Linked DNA regions of Mus musculus: region 2 is linked to region 1. A link is a loop called in an ENCODE intact Hi-C map of the cell type or tissue named here. Cell type or tissue: gastrocnemius. All regions are shown on one strand. Region 1 overlaps Gcat (glycine C-acetyltransferase (2-amino-3-ketobutyrate-coenzyme A ligase)). Region 2 overlaps Triobp (TRIO and F-actin binding protein).

The links. A loop is a pair of places that touch in the nucleus more often than their neighbours do. Peaks named below come from ENCODE experiments on the same cell type or tissue, not always from the same donor. Only the 100,000 strongest peaks of a DNase experiment are listed, where the experiment ranks them.
Region 2: it touches region 1 in a loop (2.7-fold over the local background); 1 of 42 quality-filtered maps calls a loop at or near these places.

What each region holds. Positions count from the first base shown.
Region 1 is chr15:79,037,653-79,040,152 of GRCm38, reverse strand. It overlaps Gcat (glycine C-acetyltransferase (2-amino-3-ketobutyrate-coenzyme A ligase)), which reads right to left. Exons shown (of 9, transcript NM_013847.4): 9 at 1,797-2,500. Among named protein-coding and RNA genes, the nearest start is that of Galr3, 3.0 kb to the left of the region's middle. In gastrocnemius, CTCF peaks have their summits at 1,085 and 2,188 (motif pointing left); DNase peaks (open chromatin) are centred at 1,054 and 2,174; H3K4me3 peaks cover 218 bases; H3K27ac peaks cover 541 bases.
Region 2 is chr15:78,954,988-78,957,487 of GRCm38, reverse strand. Triobp (TRIO and F-actin binding protein) reads right to left here. Exons shown (of 25, transcript NM_001039156.1): 4 at 284-383. Among named protein-coding and RNA genes, the nearest start is that of Triobp, 8.5 kb to the right of the region's middle. In gastrocnemius, a CTCF peak has its summit at 1,000; a DNase peak (open chromatin) is centred at 336.

The sequences.
Region 1 (2,500 bases):
GAGGGAGGGGCACTAGACTTGCCAACCAAGAGACTGGATATTGGACAACCGTATGTATCAAGGGCAGAGAGCTGGGGAGGAGAAGAATCCTTCCAGAACCGGAAGGTGGAGGGCACATCAGAGACGAGTGCCCCATGGAGCTAGGACTGGAAGATCTGGGCAACACTCAAGACCAGTTCCTGTGGGAAGCCCCCCTATGCAGTTACCAGTGCTTGCGGGGCCTCTCTAGTGTCACCAACCCCACTCACAAGAGGCTCACTGGATGGAGCTATTAGGAATCAGACCTAGAAGCCGCAAAGCTGACTTTCACAACCTCTGGCGCCGGTGATCAGAAAGGAGGGCTCTTTAGATCCCTTGTAGGTCTCTAGACTTGATGTGAGATTTTGAAAATCAAGGGCGGCAACGCAGTAGACTTCCAGAAGTGTGAATCCACATATCCATACCTAGAGTCCCAGACGTAGGTGGATTCTATTACCTCTTGGAACACCCCCACTGGCCCGGCCTCTATAACTCTCTCCTTCCCTGCTGGGGTTGGGCTCAAAGTACCCGTGTAGAGGGTTCTGAGAAGCAGCAGGGCTGAGCTGGTACAGTAGTGGAGGAGAGAAGGGAAGGGAGGCAATCAGAGAGCCTGGCTGTGGGGCAGGGAGGACAGACCATCATGGCTGGAGCCTCGGGGTGTCCTTACCACCACCTCCTCCCTTCCCTTAGGGTTGATCCGAAGCTGGTCTTCTGGTCTTCCAATGCCTTTTGGCTTGCCACAGAAGCCCAAAGACTATTGGTATATGCCCACTCTGGATCACATGCTGTGCCTACTGGGCACCTTCTAGGACCCCTTCTGGATGGCAGACGAGTTGCAAGGTGAGAGAACCGATCCTGGATCAGCGGGCTTGCTGAGCCCCACGCTGCATGACAGCATGGAGTTAACACTGAGGCCAACTGGCCTGGGAGGTCATGGTGCAACTGCTACAGGAACCGCCTCCTGACAGACAATGCCTGCAGCAGTGCCTGGGAGCTGCAGGAGGTGGCTCTCCCACTGTGCCGCTGGGTGGCAGTCTAGCGTAGGTGTGGGTGGGCCCCAGGCCTGGTATTCTGGACCTGGCTGGGTATGCCACCCACACCACCTAGTGGCTGCTCTTGGTCCCTGGGCATGAGCTATCAGCCTGCACAGGACACATACATCAAACTGGGGTACCTGGCATCAGGTGCCCGACTTGCTGGGGTAGCCTGCAGGTGTTTCTGCTCTTGATGTTATTGGCTTACAGTTCCATTAGGCTCCTCCCAACAGCGACCTAGCGAAGGCTTGCATCATCACCTGCCACCATAGCCTGCCAGATGTGGCAGGGTATAAGGAGGATGGCTCCCCACCCAGCCCCTCCTTCTCTTTATCCCCCAATTTCTTTTTCTCTGTTTCCATGTGTTCCTAGCCGGCCTCTCTCATTCTGTTCCCCCTTTCTCTGCCTCTATCCCTTTTCCAGGTTTCTGAGGCTCCCTTCCTCCACAATAAACTTTCTTATATCAGGTCTGTTGCGTGCTGTGATTTCTCAGGGGGACACTTTGGCATGGGCCCACCGGGGACTCCCTAACTACCACCACCATCGCTTTGTATTTCAGAACGACGTAGCCACAGCTGCCTCCTGCCAGGCTGCGACCCTTTCAGCACTACCGGGTTGCAAAGGAGGATTCTCGGAACCCCAGCTTTAAGAATCTGCAAGGTTAGGTTGGAGCTTGCTCTGACCGTCCCAAGCTGTTCAGATACTAGGCAAGTGAGCTGGAGGAAGAGGCAGGTGCCTCACTTTCTGTTTTTGGTTTTGCATTGTTGTTTTTTTAATGAAACCGTAAGTCCTACTTGCCTGCCACGTTCTACTTCTAGATAGCTAGGGAGCTACCCAAGGCCACACCCCCACACTGAGCCTACAGCAGCAGTCATAAGCCTGCGGGGCTGAGCCTGCGAGATTCCACCCCTCCTTTCCCACAGTAAAGCAAGGTCAGCAAAATGGGAAGGAGGCCACACCTATGGTAATGGAGCAGCAGGTGTGATGGTTGCCGGTAGGAAGACAGGGTAGAAGGACAGGGCCTTCGTAGCAGCAAACCAGCCCTTCTGGCCTGGCTTGAGGGCTGCCCAACAGCCTGATCCAAGGCCCCCAAGTAGCCAGCGGCGGCAGCGTGAACGCGCTGCGCCCCCTGGCGGCTGAACCATCAGACAGACTATCGGCTTTTGAATCAGAGACAGAAAGGTGTCCCTATGGAACATCAGCTCTCTAAAGTGGGGGGAAACTGGGACCTGCACAGGGGCCTAAGGCCACGGGGTTAAGGACAAAGAGCTCTGGAAAACAAGGATTCGATGTCCTTCAGGGGTGATCTGCTTTCTTCTTTCTGGGGCCTGAACCTCTGCCCTCTCCTAGGGAACACAGGTCTAGGAACAATTCTCATTTGGCAGTTACATTTTATCCTTCTGCTAGGGCACAGGAGACAAGGTGCCCACCCAGCTTAGGCTGCAGAA
Region 2 (2,500 bases), 83 kb after region 1:
GCCCCGCCTCCTCTCAGGTTACCTGGGCAGCGGGCTCCGGCAGTGGCAGCTGGCGGCTGTCAGCACCCTCTTTCCCGGGGGGCTCCAACTCAGGCCCCCACGCTGCCACCCTCCCAGGCCCCGACTCTGGGCCGCGGTGGCTGCAGTGTTCCAGGCAGCAGAAACCTTAGAGGGGCCAGCCTCGGGAGCAGGGCCCCTCATTACTGTTTCATAAGCCAGGGCCCAGCCAAGAACAATGCGGGACATGAAACCGAAGGAACCCGATCCGATCCGGTCGGCTCACCTGAGAGCAGGCCTGGTGGGAGTCTCCCTGGGGACCCTGGAGTCTGGCGACTGGGGCAGAGGCTGTAGCCCAGGCAGTGCCCTGGGTGGGCAGCAGTGCTCTAGGATTCAAGAAAGTCACCATGAGCAAGGCCAGCCTGCGCTAAGGAAGGGCTAGGGTCGGCAGCTATATCCAGGCCAAAGAACAACCCTCCTCCAGCATTCAGTTTCACACCTGCCCCACAGCCAGAATCTGATCAGAGCCAGGCAGCAGGAGGTGTCAGATCTACAGCCCGGCCTGGCGCCTTGGCCACCCAGGGGACAGCACAGCATGAAGGACAGCAGAGAGTAGACTTGCTCCTAACTTGTGCACTTCCCAAGGCTCCACCCAGCATGAACCTGGGGGTGAGGGGTGGGGGGTGGGGGGTGGCTGACATGGCACCTGGGTCTTGCTTTCATCCTTAGTCTCCACCCCTCCCCCATTCACAAGAACATGTCCAGTTGTCTGTCAGTCCACAGCTCTGATTTCCTGCCTAGTCAGCGCCACCGTCTCTGGCTATAGACAGACCCAGGTCCTACCCCATCTGGGTGATCTCACTTGGTGGCATCCCCTCTCTGGGCCTTCTTATCTATGGGAAGGAGGCAGAGGTGTGATCAAGACCTTGGGGAGGTGACTTGTCCTCAATTACTTCATCTATAAAATTGTCCTGATAACCACAGCCACCCCCTAGGGGACATGAGGAGAATTACATGATGTGACACTTGTCTATCACAAGTACAAATCCTGATGGAGAGCATTAAGTAAAATCTTACAAATGTTAAGTTGTTAGAATAAACCAGGCAGTGGTGGCGCACGCCTTTAATCCCAGCACTCAGGAGGCAGGCGGATTTCTGAGTTCGAGGCTAGCCTGGTCTACAGAGTGAGTTCCAGGACAGCCAGGGCTACACAGAGAAACCCTGTCTCAAAAAAACAAAAACAAAAACAAAAACAAAAAACAAACAAACAAACAAAAAAGACATCAATAAATTAACCAGACATGGTGATGAACACCTGCAACAGAAGCACTAAGACAGGAGGGTCATGAGTTCAACACCAGCCTGGGCTACATAGAAAGACCCTGTCTAAAGGGGGATCAGCAAGGAATGACAACAAATAAGTCATGAAGGTATGTGTGGCCCTAGCATAAAGCAAGGCTTTCTCACACAACCTATTCCCCCTCCCCAAACCGGGCCATGGTCTGCTCAGTACCATGTGACTTTCTGGGGCTCCACTTTGGGTCGTAGGGGACATCTTGTGATCAGAGCCATTTCTTTTTTTTTTTTTTTTTTAGATTTATTAATTTATTATGTATACAGCATTCTGCATGTATGCTTGCAGGCCAGAAGAGGGCACCATGTCTCTCTAGATGGTTATGAGCCACCATGTTGCTGGGAATTGAACTCAGGACCTCTAGAAGAGCAGACAGTGCTCTTACCCTCTGAGCCATCTCTCCAGCCTGCCATTTCTACATTTTCTAGAGCAGCTGAAGCCATGAACAGGGAGGCTTAAGCCGTCCCCTGTAGCAGGTGGGGAGGACCTAACTGGGGTCATGTTGACCCACTCAGCCAGTATTGCTTACATACATATAGATATATAGATATATGTGTATGCATATATATACACATACACACACATATCTATATATGTATATGTATATAAAACTTAGTGTTCATTGATTCATTGATAAGTTTTGCCCCGCACATATGTCTGTGTGAGGGTGTCAGATCCCCTGGAATTGGAGTTAAGGACAGGTGTGAGCTGCCATGTAGGTGCTGGGAATTGAACCTGGGTCTTCTGAATGAGCAGCCAATGCTCTTGAGCACTGAGCCACCTCTCCAGCTCCACCAGTGATGCTTTTAAATACAGACTTTGTGTGCTCCGTGTGTCCAAAACGTCTGGATTGGAAAATAGGGGCAAACGGGGCCAAGAGTCCAGAGTCCTTTGGGGCAAGGTGGGGCATTGGCCACATTTGGTTCCTTGGAGACATGCTATGGAATGGAGTCCAGGGAGGCAGCCAGAAAGTCCCAGAAGAGGTGACTTGATAGGGTTAGAAAAAAACCTGACTCATTTTATGCAATGTTGAGGATGAAGTCAGGGGCATGTGAAGGCCAGAGAGTGACATTGTTTTTCCCTTTTAAATTTTTGTTTTGTTTTGGTTTTTTGAGTCAGGGTTTTGCTATGTAACAGCCCTGGCTGTCC